2 separate regions of the Mus musculus genome follow, and region 1 is linked to region 2. The links are chromatin loops, found by intact Hi-C in ENCODE. Cell type or tissue: left cerebral cortex. All regions are shown on one strand. Links, peaks and the distances in the headings refer to the core of each region. The heading gives the core; the rest is flanking DNA.

What was found. Peaks named below come from ENCODE experiments on the same cell type or tissue, not always from the same donor. Only the 100,000 strongest peaks of a DNase experiment are listed, where the experiment ranks them.
Region 1: a loop joins it to region 2, with 3 times the contacts of the local background. A loop is called at or near these places in 25 of 42 quality-filtered maps.

Annotation. Positions count from the first base shown.
Region 1 is chr6:128,841,430-128,849,767 of GRCm38, reverse strand. It overlaps BC035044 (cDNA sequence BC035044), which reads left to right. Exons shown (of 3, transcript NM_001254946.1): 3 at 1-1,724. LOC115490435 (a long non-coding RNA gene) reads left to right here and starts at 4,732. Exons shown (of 2, transcript XR_003956525.1): 1 at 4,732-6,776; 2 at 6,872-7,498. In left cerebral cortex, for the core only: a CTCF peak has its summit at 4,297 (motif pointing right); DNase peaks (open chromatin) are centred at 5,009, 5,430, 6,530, 7,595 and 2 more places; H3K4me3 peaks cover 2,509 bases; H3K27ac peaks cover 1,704 bases.
Region 2 is chr6:129,361,325-129,369,662 of GRCm38, reverse strand. Clec12a (C-type lectin domain family 12, member a) reads right to left here. Exons shown (of 6, transcript NM_177686.4): 6 at 4,360-5,769. The coding sequence ends at 5,601. Among named protein-coding and RNA genes, the nearest start is that of Clec12a, 15 kb to the right of the region's middle. In left cerebral cortex, for the core only: a CTCF peak has its summit at 3,588 (motif pointing right); a DNase peak (open chromatin) is centred at 3,603.

The DNA of each region.
Region 1 (8,338 bases), core at 202-8,201, 520 kb after region 2:
CATCAAGGAGTCTGTAGCTCAGAAGAACTATCTCTGTCCCGGCTATAGACGTCCTTGCCAGGGACGCTGCAAGATGTTTAAGAATGTTACAATTTTCTGTTCTTTAAGCTAAAGGATAAAGACCGTGGACAAAACCAGATTCTCATACTGTTTCATCAGTACAAGGTTGTTGTCTTCATTTCTTTTCCTGTTGCTGTAATAGAATACCTTCTTGGATAAAGGAGATTTAAGGAGAGAAGAGTTTATTTTAGCTCACAGTTCAAACTACAGCCTGTCAATACAGAGAAGTCAAAGCAGCAGAAGTTGGAGCAGCTGGTCACGTGGAATCCACCACGAGGAAGAAGAATGGACTCGTGTCCAGTTTGCTTTCTCCATTTATACACTCGAGAGTCCATAAGGAATGGTTCAGCCCACAGTTAAGATGGCTCCTTCAACATTTTCAGAAACTCAGGTTACTCTAAAGGATGACCCCTCACAAGTATGCCCAGAGGCATGTACCATGGGTGGCTCTATAAAGTGTGTCAAGTTGCTAATTAACACTAATCATCACAGTTTTGTTCCTTAAAAGATTCAAAAGAATTATAATGAGCAAACATTCTGATATATTAACACTGTGTTGTTCTGGGCTCTGAAATGCTTTGTGCAAGTATTAAAATATTAATGCTATTTAAAAACAGATTTTGATGTTAGCTTGTTGCTGGTTTTTCCTCTGCACTGTGTTAATAAGACTTCATCTCTGATTATCTGGAAGAAGTTTAAAGCAGAAAGCATTTCTCTGTGCTCTATTTCAGAAGTTTTAGTCCCGGTATATTATTTCTAGGCCTACGGAGATGCAGAACTCAATGTCAGGGAACACGTGAGAGAGCAGAGCTCCCCTTCTAACAGGGGTAATTGGGAGACCACAGAGGAACCACAGGTAAGGCAGACACCTCCAGTATCTTCCAGCAGGTAGGCTTCATCTCAGAACGTTGCCCTCCCCTCACTATTGTGAGGCTGTACATTATGAAGCCATGTGTGGATCAACCCATTGGCAGAGACTGAGCCCTCTTGATCCAATCACCTCTCTCACTCTCACAGCATCCATCCTGTGTAGACCAAGTGTCCCACACTCAGCCTCTGCAGGGCCCTTGACATCTGACCATAACAGAGGTGACAGAGGAATATTGTCACATGCTCATGAATCCAGGCATGGCATGTGACTACTGAAGTCAACTCAACTATTAAGAGTACCTTACTGCTGGGTGTTTTAAGAACCAGGATGTAATTTCCCTTATTCTCGTTATCACAGCAGACAACATGGCCAAAGCTACCTTGTGCCTGTGGATCGTAGAATGAAATAGAGGCAAAACAAATTCTCCTAGCAACCTCAGTGGGCACACTGTGAATTCCTGTATATTTGAAAGGAAGTCTCCAGTTCTCTCCCACCAATCAGTCTGTCTGTCTGTCTGTCTGTGTATAAGCATGCATGCTTTCTGTGTCAGTCTCAGATCCTCACTTCTCATGCAAGCACTCTAGCCCCCTGAGAAACAACTTGAGATCTTCCATCTCCACATTTCCCATCTCTGTCTGAAATGACTCCAGCCCTGCTATGTTCCTTGATTGAAGACTTGAAGAAACTAGGGTGAGAGTAGCCAGCTCAGCTATCCCACACTTCTGACCTGCAGGCTCTTGTATAAAATGATAGTTGTTAATAAATCACTAAATTTTTGAGTAATTTCTTTAACTGAAAAAAAAAAAAAGGCCAAACAGAACTATCAAGAATGAACTATATAACAGAGGAAAATGTGGAACGTGTTTGGGAATGAGGATTTCAGCATGAATTATGGGATCAAACTCTGGCAGACTGGCTTGCAAAGCCAACGTCTTGGGTAGCTAAGCCACCTCCTAACCCTCTTTTTTATTTGTGCTGAATTCAGTATTTTGTTAAGGATTAAGTTTTTCCCCACTTAGTGTATGTGTGTGTTTCTCTCTCTCTGTGTGTGTGTGTGTGTGTGTGTGTGTGTGTGTACATATATAAATATATGTGTGTTTTTACATATATACTAATACCTGTGTATATATTTAAATATGTATGTATATATCCTGAATGATGTTCTGCAGTTCCCATGCCATTTTGATGAGTGAATTTTCAGTGGAGGGGTGGGAATGATGGAGGAACTAAGTTGTGCATAGGCTATGGAGCGAGGCTGAACCATTTTGACGTCCAAGGCCTGCACATGGCCGGTAATGTCACCACCCTAGGCCAGGTTGATGTCTGTGGTCCTTGCTGTCGCTGGGGGCCATGTCTGGGTCCATGGTCCTGCTGCAATGTCCATGGCCCCCCCAAGGCCCTTGTTACCACTGAAGGCCATGTTGATGTCTGCAGGCTGAGCTGCCTCAGAGGACCGTGATAGGGCCCATGACCCTTACTGCCACTGGAGACCATGCTGAGTCTGTGGCACATGCTGACACCGCAGGCCAGGTGGGTATCATGATCCGTGCTTTCAGCAGATACCATGTGGAGGTTCTTGATCGGTGCTTCTGCTGACTGTAATGGACAAGGAAGCTTCTTCTGCAGAGGTATTGATGACTACAGACTCACGGTTGAGAAAGAGGGACATAGAAAGCTTTGGTGGCAATCCCTAACCTCCACCCCCACACCCTCCCAACCCCCAAAAGTAGCAGTCTAGACAGGAAACCATTTAAGAGAACTTTTAACAGCTGTGATAAGAATACTGAAATGTAGCTCTCCACAACTAGATGGTAAGCAGAGACAGTGGGGAAGGGGAAGGACTCACTCTTCCTTAAGGGACTGGCCACCAAGAGTTTGACTATACTCCAGTGACTATACACACACAACACAAATGGAGAGGAGAGGCCACAATGGTGGGGGACAAGATGGGGAAACCTGGGAGGACTGGGAAGTAAGGATGATCAGGGTATGTGAAATTCCCAATGAAAATTTATGTTTTAAAAGTGGAAACAAATAAAAATGAAGTGCAAGAAACAAATGAAAAAAAGTTTTCCCCACTAACAACACCTCTATGTGAAGAATTTCCTATAATGTAATAAAAAAATCGAGGCCAGGTTATACACATATGTATACATATAAACATACATATATATATATATATGATATTTGATTCTCATTTTTTTCACCTTTGAATAAGAATTTGTTAATTATATAAAATAATGAGTTCCTTATGATGTGGTCATGGGTGCACACAACATGTTCTGACGACACTTACTATCACCCTGGCTTCTTTGCCCCCCCACCCCCCTCCCCTATTTCTCTTCACAAATAGCCCATCTTCTACTGTGGTTAAAAGAGGTTTGTTTTGTTTGTGGTTTTGAAGGACGATCCAAAAAAAGTGGACTCCTGGCTTGGTCTCTGGCATAGAGCTCAAGCAGACAGCATCCTAGGGAAAGAAGCACGTGAGAGGGGAAGAACACATAGCAAGACAGGAAACTAGAGCCAGGAGGGGAAGCGGAAGAAAGGACCTCCTACCAGGTCCCACCCACTACCTCCATCTCTCACCCCATAGCATGAATACCTGAGAATCAAGGGTGCAAATTAGGCATATCCAAGCATATCCGATTTTCTTTGACACTGCAACAGGACAGTGTTGTTCAAAAGTTCAAACTTGGGCTGGTGAGATGGCTCAGTGGGTAAGAGCACCCGACTGCTCTTCCGAAGGTCAGGAGTTCAAATCCCAGCAACCACATGGTGGCTCACAACCATCCGTAACGAGATCTGGCGCCCTCTTCTGGAGTGTCTGAAGACAGCTTCAGTGTACTTACATATAATAAATAAATCTTTAAAAAAAAAAAAAAAAAAGTTCAAACTTCAGGCTGCATAATATGTTACAAAAAAAAAAAAAAGTCACACACACACAAATACACACACGCGCGCACCACAATCTCATCATATTATAAGCAAGTATTAGGTTGGGATGCAAACTAAAGTATCCCAGAGCATACAAGACCCAAGGGATGTGCTGTAAGGTCTCGGACCTGTATTTATTCACCCATGTTGACTCAACAGGATCCACAACAGGCTAATGGCAGAAGCAGCAAGTGGGCTTACACACTGAGTGGCCTGAGCAGAGTGCAGGGCATTCTTTACCCTTAAGAAGGAAGAAACTTTTAGCGTTGGTCTCTAGTATGCCGTCCAGAAGGAGGAAGATCTTGAAACTGCAGGGTTGCATGAACCACTAACAGCTTTGGCCCCTATCAACCAGCAGCGGAAGCACAGCTGCTGGCTGCCTGCTCACTACATGTTGGATTTTAGCAAAGTCATGGGGAGGCTTGACCACTAGGGGACAGCACTGAGCTCCTGGCTCATAGGGGACCTTGGTCAGCCAGCCCAGAAACACAATGGCCACCATAGCCAGGAAGGCTTGTCCTCCCAGCTGAACAGTGAGAGTCCTCAGCAAAAGAGCCCAGGAAACAAGGAAGGTGTTGGGAAAACCTGTGTCCTCGTGCTTTAGAGGGGTTCAGGATTTTATAGAAGCCCACAGTTGAGAGGCGTTAGACTTTTAAAGAGACAGCAGACTTTTACATAGAACTTAGACCCTTAAAGTGCTAAATAAATAAATAAATAAATAAAACAAAACAAAAAATAAAACAAAAAAATTAAGACTGTGGGGCTTTTAAAGTTATACTATGTTTTGTATTGTGGTATTAATCATTACATTACATTACATCTTGGAGACAAACAAGAAAGGAAAAAAAAGGCTTATTAATGTTGTGTTTATGTATCAAGTTGACAAGGGGTTAATTTTGCTGGTCAATTTTTTTGTCACCTTAACACAAGCTTGGATTAGCTGGGGGCGGGGGAAGGGGATATCAATTGAGAAAATTCCTCCATTAGAATGGGCTGTAGGCCTGCCTGCCAGGGTACTTTCTCGATTGTTAATAAATGGGATGGCGGCGGGGTAGACTAGCATATTGGGTAAGGTTTTACCCCAGGGCTGCTGATCATGGAAAGTATAAGAAAGGACACTGAGAAGAAAGTCACGTGCAGGGAGATTGAAAGCAGCATTCTGCCAGGGCCTCCTTTCTCCTGAGTTCCTGCCTCACTGTTCCTGCCCTCAGTTCCCTTAGTGATGGAGTGTGATTAAGACATGTAAGCAAATGAGCCCTTTCCTGCCCCAACTTGTATTTGGTCCTGGTGTTTTATCTGCCCTATAGAAAGCAAACTAAGTCAAGGAAGGTTCAGGAAATGACAACAAATATTTTCAAAAGGAGGGAAAGAGGAGGAGGAGGAAGAGAAGGAAATAGAGATTCCAGAGTGGCCACAGCAGCAATGGGGGAGAAAGAAAATGTGTTAGATGAAAGAGGTCACATCTTGCTAAGCGAATAGGGCTGACGCCAGAGCACAAATCCGCGGGTCCGGTTGTGTGCAGGTTGTGGAGCAGCGGGGATGTGGGAGTGCAGATGTCTTTGGTTGGGTGTTCTCTGTGAGCCCACACAGTGAGGCCTGAAGTTGATGTCAAAATCATCACCAGGCAGAAGAGAGAGAGAGTGCAGAGCAGCCAGAGAAAAGTGTGGCTCTGTGCCTGTGAACGTCTGTGCAGAATTGAAACTTTCAGTTCAGTTCATTGAAATTCAAGGCGTTTCAGAGAATTTCAGGGCAGGTAAATTGATAAGGTTGGACGCTGAGAATTAAATCTGAATTAAAGTTTTATCAGTGAGGAATAGATTCTTTTTTGTTTGTTTGTTTTCGTTTTTTGTTTTGTTTAACATAGCGTTTTTTTGTACTTAGCGGTAGTCAGTGTGCCCCGCTATGGTATCAGATAAAAAAAGAAAAGGTGAACTGTGAACCAGCTCTCTCAGGGCCTTAGCCTTTAAAGGCTGAGCCATCCCTCCGGCCCCGCCCCGCTTCCTATTCTTTCTCTTAAGTAGCGACCTGGGCGTTGCGCAACCACTTCTCTGTTGAGTGCATTCTTGTTCTCAATACTAAACAACTCTCATTTGTTTTCCTTGTGCACAAAACCAAACACTCGAGGAGAAAAGAAAAAAACCCGAACTCTTTGCAGCGAGCATTTTGCTCTGAACAGTGGCTAATGACTCATTGTGGTGCAGGGCTAGAGAAAAGAAACCTAAGGGGCACGAGAGAGCTGAGCAGGCGGGTTGTAGAGATGAGAGAGAACCTGTAGGGAAGAGAAGGGTGTGGAGTGCGGCGTGGGCAGGCGTGAGGGTCGGGCGTGTGCGTGGATAAAGGTTTGTAAGCAGCAGTGTGGAGCGGGAGCTGGTGGGGCTGAAGAAGGCGATCCGGTTGGGGTGCGGGTAGCCGATCAGATTTCAGGGGGAAGAAACATAAGAAGAGGCCTTGTGGAGGTTGAAAGTTTGTTTGGGGGCGCAGTATAACCGTGGATTTGTGGTTTTGTTGAAAATGGGAGAGAAAAAAAGCGTGTAGACCAGGCTGTCCTCGAACTCCAGATCCTCCTGCCTCTGCCTCCTTCAGCAAATCCTACCGGCCTGCGCCACCAGAACCGGCGGTAGAGAGCTTGAAAATCGTTCTATTGAAGCGTCTTCTTAGTGACGCACGCTAACTGGTATTTAGCGGAAGGATCTCTGTAACCGTGGAGCCAATAGCACTCCGTCTGTCCCACGCTCTCCACCGGCTTTACACAAACTCTCCGCTGAGCTCTCGCACTCTTCGGGCCTCACGCCCGCCGCCCTCACCGAACCACACCCGCAACAATCCCGGAAGGTCTTTCCCGCCCCACGTCCCCCGCGGGCCACGCCGGGTAACACAGTCCCGGCACCGCAAGGCGACTGCGCGCTCAGCCGTAAGTCTCCGCTGCCCAGCGCCCTGCCCCGCAGCCCGCGCGTGGATGAGTCTGTACTCGCTATTCCTCTACCTTTTCGCCCTCCACATTCACAGCGGAAGATCCGTGACTGCAAGGAGGCTGCACACGGAGGCCACCCTCCTCAGGGATGACTGACACGTCTCAAAACTCAATCCTCCCGCATCCTGCTGGGAGCACTTGGAAGCTTGCCCCTGGTTTTTGTCCACGTGCGGGACTCCAGGAAAGATCGGACCAGCGTGTGAAGAAAACTCGACATGAAAATAAAATAGTGCGTGGACATCTCTGATTCTTGCCCACTGGTCCCCCGATCACCAGAACGTTCACCTTCAGTCGTAGACAACCCCTTCAAGGTGCCCACCAGCTCGGGAGGACCGCCTCACCCTCAGCTTTAACAGTCCTTGCCCAGGGTGCGTTCCCCTGGATAGCCACCCATCTGTACATGGCTGTAGCAAAATGTTAAAGAATGTTAGCAAGTTTCCTTCCACCCAAGGGTAGAGAGTGTGGACAAAAATCCAGTTCTTGTATTGTTTCATAGCCAGCCCAAGGTTCTCAGTTAACACTTGCCATCGCTGATTTGTTACCTAAAGGGGGGTAGGAGGGGATGTATTAAGCATACATTCTGAAAAATTAACCATGTATCGTTCTGAATTTCGGCAATGCTTTGTGAAAGCATTAAAATGCTAGTGCTGTTCAAAAATGGATTCGCATGCTTGTTTCTCTGCAGTGCCTGGTATTTTTCATCTCTTTGAATAATACTGAAGATGTTTAAGCGCGAAGCACTTCTTTCGATTCAATATCAGAAGTTTTAGTCCTGATAAGTTCTTTCTGGGCTCACGGAGATGGCATGAGGTAGCAGAGTGCTTACTGCAGAACAAAGCTTCCCCCTTAGCAGTGAACAACGAGAGACTAAGAGGAGAAGATCCAAGGACAAGACATAGCTACCAAAGAAACACCTCAGGGTCTCCAACAACGAGATTCCCAACTTAGAGAGTTTCCCTCACTTAACTAATTGGATAAGGCTGAGCCCTCTTGATCCACTCACCTCTCTCACAGCATCCACCCTATGTAGACCAAGTGTCCCACACTCAGCCTTAGGGCCCTTGACATCTGAAGATAACAGAGGCCACCTAGGACTATTGCCACATGCCCATAAATCCAGGCATGGCATGTGACTACTGTAGTCGTCAATGCACTGAACTATTAAGAATACCTTACTGCTGGGCGCTTTAAGAACCAGGGTGTAATTTCCCTTATTCTCTTTATCACAGCAGACAACATGGCCAAAGCTACCATATGCCTGTGGATTGTGGAATGAAATAGAGGCAAAACAGAGACTCCAAGCAACCTCAGTGGGCAAACTGTGAATTCCCATAGATTTGAAAGGAAGTCTCTCCCACCAATCAGTCTCTCCCTCTCCCTCTCCCTCTCCCTCTCCCCCTCCCCCCTCCCCCTCCCCCTCCCCCCCCCCTCTCTCTCCCTCTCTCTCTCTCTCTCTCCCCCTCCCTCTCCCCCCCCTCTCTGTACAAGCATGCATGCTCTCT
Region 2 (8,338 bases), core at 298-8,297:
GGGGTCAGCGGCAGGTGGAGGGCAGCCCAGGGAATTCCCAGATCTGGGGCTGCTGTATGTGGGTTATTTTTATTTTTCCTGTGTCCCCTGTGAGATGTTGCCCAGAAATGAGGCAGACAAAGATAGCATCCATGCCTGTTCATGTTTCTCATTCTTTATCAGTTGGAATTGAAAGCTCTGCAGAAACAAAACAAACTCGGGAGGAACTGATTTAAAAAAGGCCATTATTTCCAATTAAGCAACTGTGTTTCTGAGAACATTACCCCCATGAGTAAACTCCTGTGGGAATCCTCTACCTCTTAGGTTTGATGTAATATTTCTGTCTGCTTATTTATTTCTAAAAATGGGGGCTGGGGGGTAGGGAGAGAGATAATGTGTGTGTGTGTGTGTGCGTGTGTGTGTGTGTGTGTGTGTGTGTGTGTGTAAGAGAGAGAGAGAGAGAGAGAGAGAGAGAGAGAGAGAGAGAGAGAGAGAGGAGAGAATTTCTTCAGAAAATCGAAAATCACTCTGTGCCTCTTCATCTTGTCTTTGTCTCCTGCTCTTAGGCATGTCTTTGCTGTGATGATTTGATAGTAACTTGTCTTCAGGAAAAGCTTTATTTTAGGCTTAAAAAACAAACAAACAAATAAGCAAAAAACCCACGAGGACCATGAGTTCAAGCCAATGAATGGGAACAAACACAAGACTGAGCCTCACCTGAATTATATGGCAAAATCCTGTCTGAAAACAAATAACAGGTTTTACTAGGATATATCATTGTATCATACAAGAAAAAAGTCTGATACAACGTAAAAGTCTTTTTAATTAATTTATTTATTATTATTTATTTATTTATTTATTTATTATTTATTTATTTATTATTTATTTATTTATTTACATCCCAAATGTTGCCCTCGACCTGGTCTCTCCTCCCAGAGTTCCTTACCCCATCCTCTTTGCCTCTGAAAGGGTGCTTTCCCCATCCCAACCCCACCACCTTATATTCAAGCCAGACAAGGCAGTCCTTTGCTACATATGTGCGACAGGCCTCAGAGAACATCCCAGCCCGAGTATACTCTCTGGTTGGTGGCTTAGTCTCTGGGAACTTCCAGAGGTCCGAGTTAGTTGACACGGTTGGTCTTCCTGTGGGGTTGCCATCCCTTTTAGCTCCTTCAGTCCTTCCCCTAACTCTTTCATGAATCCCAAGTTGGGCCAGCCAGTCACTGGATGGCCTTTCCTTCAATCTCTGCTGTTTTTGTCCCCTCATTTCTTTCAGACAGGAATAATTCTGGGTGAAAAATTTGGAAGGTGGGGTGGTGTCCCTATCTCTCCACTGGGGTCCCTGTCTAACTACTGGAGAAGGTCTCTTCATGTTCCATCTTCCCACTGTTGGATACTTCAACTAAGGTCACTCCCAATCAGTCCTGGGAGTCTCTCACATCCCAAGTCTCTGGGACATTCTAATCCTTCCCCCAATCCCTGGCAGCCACATATTTCCATTCATTTTCTTGGCACTCTGGGCTTCTCTCCTACGATGCCCACCCACCTTACCCTGCCCCATTTTCCCCTCCATTCCCCTCCCCTTTCTCACCCAGGTCCCTCCCTCCCTGTGAAGGTTTTTAAGAACACAGCCAGCCTCACTGTGGTATGAACTGGGTTCTTAAGACAAAAACAATGGTGGACAGCAGAAATGAAATCAGATCACCCTGGAAATAAACAGCTTGTTTCTCATTTCTGCCAGAAAGGAGTTTTAGAAGACAGCTAATCCTACCTAGCCAGGCTCATTGGATGTGGTGCTCTCTGGAGATGGAGAAACAGAGCACTGCCTGTCCACTGTGGGGAGGGTATCATCTAAAATTAGTAGATGGTAAATGTTAGAAAGAACTCTCCATAATGAGCAGCAACTTCTTTCTTTCACAGATAGAGAATTTACTTCATTGTTCTCTTAAGCAGTGGGGCTTTTAGTTTTTCTACCAACACTCAGTTCCTTTCTCTTCCTCTGCTCAACTTTTTCTTTCATTGATGCATCCAGTATATTTTCCATCAGTAGTAGACTCTGTGAAGTTCCATTTTTTTTCCTTCAATGCATAATTTGCATTTCAGAAAATTCCAGGATGACAGGCCCTCTAACATATTCCCAACTGCTTTTCCACTCATAAGATATTCAGTTAAAGGTCATTAGGAATGTCGCTCTTCATCATGATATATGTTATTAAACAAGCTTTGGGTCTGATCTTATTTTATTTGGGATTTTGCTCCGAGATCAACTGATTGTTGAGCATCAGCTACAACACTTAGGTCGCTTCCCTTGCTTTCAGCGAGGTTTGGATGAGGCAGCATCAGGGTTTTAATTTAGTAAATTAAATATTTCTATCAGTTTATTAAATCCTCATACATAAGGTTCTGCCATTAAAGCTTCATTAATGAGATCAAAGACAGGTATGGAAAAATGACTAAAGATTAAGAGAGCTTCCTGTAGAATATCGAGGACCACAAAGAGATTCCAGCACGCAATTATCAAGGCAGGCCTCCTGCACAAGTGTGCTGAAAATGCGTGGAGCTCAGATGTCTTCTTCTGCTCTCCTCATGAACAATACACAAAATTTAAAGAAAGATAAATGAAGGGAGTTTTGATATTTCACTTTGTAATTCTCTATCTCCATATTTAATATTCTGAGAGTCTTTGGGATTTTCTCTTATTAAATCCTGATCCTGCCTCAGAAATGCCCATAGCCTTTAAATAGACATGGTGTCCATTGGATTGTATTCATTTGAAACTTTTACTTTTCTACGATTTATGTTGTTCAAAGACCACAAAGCATATTGAGACTTTTATTTGAGTGGAAGGTCATTTAAATAGTGAAGTTCTACACTTTTCTTTTTAGTTTGCTTTTGGGTTTTTTTTTGTTGTTGTTGTTTTTGGTTTGTTTGTTTGTTTGCTTGTTTTTTGGTTGGTTTTTTTTTTTTTTTTTTTTTTTGACACAGGCTGATCTCAGGCTGGACTTGAAGTCACTGGGCTGAAGATCACCTTGAACTCTGACCTTCATGCCTCCACTTCCATAATTCTGGGACCACAGGCTGTCCTAGTTTATTCTCTGTTGCTGTGATAAACACGGTGACCAAACACTATGGCCTGGGAAAGAGATGCTGCTGTGCTTAAAATATGTTTTCTCTTTGCATACCCAAAGGTAGTTTCATTTAAAGAAGTAAGTCAAATCCATACAACTGATTAATTATGACCCAAAAGTGTGTGGGTTGTAAATCTCTCCAGAGTTACTAAATTCAACAAGAAAGACCGTGTAGATGTCTGTGAAACCAACTGGGGTGTAATAGTAAATCATTGTGTAGCTGAGGCTGGCCCAGAACCCAGCTGTTCCCCTGCACTCAGCCTCCTCCTGAGTTCTAAGATTACAGTTGTGCACTACCCCGCTTGGTTGAGTATCTTTCAATGCCTTCCACAGTAAATAGGATTGGATGGACACGGTGCAGGGGCGCTGCCGGTGGAGACCAGGTCTATTTCCATCAGAGTTAGACCTGTGGTGGTTTTATTTCAACTAAAGGCTCCCTTTATTAAGACGCCAGGGGAAAGTTCTTCTGTGCCACCACTAGAGGGCAGTATGCTTCCAGGGAAAAAACTGGTTCCTCTTAGCCTCTTGAAGCTTTTCTTGGTCAGTATTCTGTGTGTCCGGAGTCTATTTCACTACAGATCTTCTACCAAACTATTTATTACTACCATAATTGTGCAGCAGCTAGCACTAACAATTGTTTTAGCGAACAAATTCAAAAGTCTAGATTTGAAAGTGTTAAGATTCAGTTTCAATGCATTAACACTATACACAGTGACAAATGTTTATACATTATTTTCACCTGGAACCAAGTGTCAATAGTCTCATAGATTTCAGCAAAGAGCATCTTATCTAGTAGTATAAGGGAATAATTCTCTTCTGAATTCTTTGGAAACTCAGAACATTCTGCGGATCATGATGTTGAAGGTCATTAAGAAAAGATGAAAGATTGAGGGAGCCTGTGGAAGAAAGCTATGAACTTACCATGACCTGTGGATGGTACAGAGTACACAATGTTTTTTCCATATGTTTGCGGTCTGGACCAAATTGCAGGAACTGGTAAGTGGATGCACTTGGAAGGAAGGACATGAAGGCAACACCATGGATGGTGTGTCCAAATCATTTCTGTGGGAAAGGCAAAGGCCTAGGAAGAATATTCTTGTCTCTTTTCACATGACCAAAGATGATAAGACATAACACCAAGTATATTCTTTTGCTGTGATTGTAAAACCTACTCAACACCAGGTACTTCCAAGAAGACTGACCTCTAACCTTCAGGTCCCCCTCACAAATTGGAGACGAAAAGCCACCTTGTGTCTTGATTGCTTTAATAATACAAATGAGAAGTGCTTTGATCGCTCTACTCCTGAACCCAAATGTGTGGCATCCCCTGGTGTCCCCACATGGATCTCTGGTATTTTCTTCAGTCCACTTGGCCTCACTAACCAGGGTGGGTTAGCAATAGATACTCCCATCTATTGTCCTCCCAGCTTTGGTCTAATTCTGATCTTTGCCCAGCTTCATTTTTTAACATCCATTGGTGTTCTGCTCTTCGTATTAATAATGACGAATGAAGTGATTTAATAACGTTCATTCTTATCTTATTCTAAAACTAGGAATATGTTTTCTCTTGCTAGAACTATGATGTTAATTCAAACTTCAGAGTTTTGTTCATTTGCTTGCTGTTTATTTCATGTCAAAGCTTGATTGTATTTGGGAAATCTACTCCTAGTTTATTAAGCTTTATTACGACAGGGTATAAAGTACTCATCAAATGCTTCGCTATGTCAATTGCAAAGTTTATTTTCCCTCACATCTTTTTAAAGTATTTATACATCTTTAATACAAATTGTTCTTATCGTACTATGCTTTCTATATTTTTCCAGACTTTATTTTCTTTGAGGTTGAAATTTGCCTGGTTTATCTTTGGGGAAAAAAAAAAGAGAAGAAATAGGCTGCATGGTCTTGTGTTCAGCGCATTGTATGCTGAAAATACATGGTGAAAAGCTATGACTTAGTATCGTGGCAGTCAGCAAATGAGACAAAGAAATCTAGACATAAACACTACAGAGAGGCAGGACTGTAGTTGTACTGCTGCTACTGTGTTTGTGTGAGAGGAGACGCACACTGCCTACAGTTCTTCTGAGTGACAGATGTCTTAGCAACCTTTCAATTGCTGTGACAAAAACACCTTGACCAAGGTTACTTATAAAAAGAAGCATTTAATTTGGCTCCTGGTTTGGGAGGGTTAGAGTCCATGACCATTGTGGTGAGGAGGATAGCAGCATGCAGGCAGACAAGGTCCTAAGCAGTAGCTGTGAGCTCACAGCTCAATCCACAAGCACAAGATAGAGAACTAACTGGGAATGGCATGGGCTTTTGAAAACGCAAAGCCCACTCTCAATGACACAACCTCCTCTAACAAGGTCACACCTTCTGGTGTCTCTGAAACAGTTCCACCAGCAGAGGACCAAGTATTCAAATGAGCCCTTGGGGGCCATTCTCATTCAAACCATCACAGCAGGAGAGCAGCTAGGGACAAGCAACTCAGAGTAGCTACCTGCTATCCTCTGGGAGGCCATTCAACACACTTTCCAACTGCACCTTGCTGGCTGTCTCTTCACATATGATATTGTTCTCATCAGTGCAGTATGTATAATAAACATTGACCCTGTCTATATATCCGCAGTACTTCTTATCTATGTCATCTGTGCTTCTTTCAGACCTATAAGAGAAAAAATAAGTACACTTGGAAAGTTGTATTTTGATTATACCCACAGAAGAGAATTTTCAAAATAACATTGGTTGTGTGATCTACTGTCTAAGTTAAATTTCAGTTGATGATGGGTAAGAATATGTGATGGGAAAAACTATTTTTTTGATTTCCCACCTCTGGAATATTTTCTGTCATTTGATTCCAGACGTAGCCTCTCTTCCTGTGGCTGATAGGAATTAGAATAATGTCATAAACCCAGTTTAGAAAACTTCAACTCTCTGGATGGTCCTTCCTTCTGTCTCAGCTCTGAACTTTGTCTCTGTAACTCCTTCCATGGGTATTTTGTTCCCCATTCTAAGAAGGGGCAAAGTTTCCACACTTTGGTCTTCCTTCTTCTTGAGTTGCATGTGTTTTGCAAATTGGGTATTCTAAGTTTCTGGGCAAATATCCACTTACCAATGAGTGAACTAAAAAGAGAAGTGGACACATGCCACCATCCCTGACTCAGAAGCTATCTCCAATTGATGATCACTTGCAAATGAAAATTACAGTTTTTTCCTAAGGAAGTCTCACTGGGGAATCTATTCTTTGAAGGGTAGGCTGCATGCCCATCAGTAGATGATCAACAGAAGTGAACTTAATGGCATCTTTAAAAGTTTCTTTCCTCATAAAAGTCATACCTTAGCTTTTCTTTTCTTTCTCTGTGTGTTTATCTTTTTCGTTTTTATTTTATTTACATTTTAAATGTTTCTCTCTAACCTAAGTCGTGTGTGTGTGTGTGTGTGTGTGCATGTGTGTGAAAAAAAAAAGAAGAAGAAGAAAGAAAACCTCAAGTCTGCACTGTCTCTCATGTGATAGTTCCCAATAGCAATATCTCAGGCAGCCCTACTAACTAGTAGCCTGAAATATGGGGTAAGTGATGATAAATGCATATCTATAAGTTGAACATATTGTCGTTCTGATAAACATGACATTGACTCTTAGACTGATAAAAGTCATCAAATAAGTTCATCAGTTCATATGAGGAGCAGAAGAAGCCTGGAGTGTGGGAAGGTTTGAGTGGGTATGTTGTTGCCATGAGCTGGCCATGTTAAGGACCACTGCCTCAGACCCTCAGACAAAGCCTTCCTCTGGTCTGTGTGCTGATGTTGATGACATATGCAGAAAATTTTCACCATGACATCCTCCCCCTGGATATTTGTGGCCTGAAGATCACTCCCCTTCAGAGGCTGCTCCTACTGAAACTGCCTCCTTGTTTAGCTGCATACAATAATCCCTGGCTCCTTGTTTATCTACCTGAAACACCCCACCACCTCATCCAACAGTATATAATAAACAGAGTGAATTTCTGAGGGGCCTCAGCTTTTCCATCTGACAGCCTAGACTTTCTATCTATCTAGGTGCTTATCTTTTCTTCCTTCTCTTGCAATCCTAGTCAGGTCTACCCCTAAGACTGTGCAAGAGTGTACCAAGCTAAATTTTCAAAAATGAGATTTCCAGGGAGCTGGAGAAATGGCTCTATGGTTAAGATGGAAATTCCAGAGGATCTGAGTTTAGCTCCTAGTTTATATTAGGTGGCTCACAATCACTTATAAATCCAGCTCTAGGCTATACAATGCTTCTGGCCTCCATAGATACCTAAAATCATGTGTGAATACTCATATAAAGAAACATACACACAGACACATAATTAGAATTAAAGTAAATGTTGAAAAAAATGAGATTTTTCCATTATGTCAAAGTAAACATCACCCTCTTCCAGAAAAAACCAAATAACACTAATAATAACAACAAAATTATATACACACAGAGCACTATACAACATACCATTCACACATACACACACAAAAAAACACACACCATACCATATATATGTGTGTGTGTGTGTGTGTATATATATATATATACACAAAACCCACACATCACAGGCATATCACACACACAAAATACCACATACCACACATATCAATCACATACACACACATAACACCACACATCACATGCATCACACATACACCCCCTCCCACACACACGCAAAACAAACCACCCCACACATACACATAAACACACACACATGCAACCCCACACACACACACCCATGTGTCACATGAATGACGATCTTACACTTATTATTTAAGGATTGTTTGACAATGTCAAACATCTACTGCTCTTAATGCCTTATCTTCTCTTTTGTTGTGATTTCTAATGTATGTTTATTCTTCTTTATAAAGATTAAGACTCCCCTAGTCTTCCCTCCTAATTCACATCTTGATGCTGGCTGTACTGCTTCCCTGCAAATGGGACCTTTGAGACTTCCATCCATCTCTCCTCGATGTGGAATTATCCCCATTCCTGTCATTGCATTGCCTTTCTGACCCACACTCCTACACTTATTTCTAGCTGAGTGGAAGAACAACATGAAACAGAAGCTAGTGTTTGTGGCATGACCTACAGTGGTGAGCATGCAGAAGTCACTGTGCTTAGCCTCCGCATGGTAGAATTTCAGCAGGGTGGCCTTGGATGACTTCCTATTTGATGCATCCTGATCTAACAGAACTAACAAGCTTGAAATGCAACA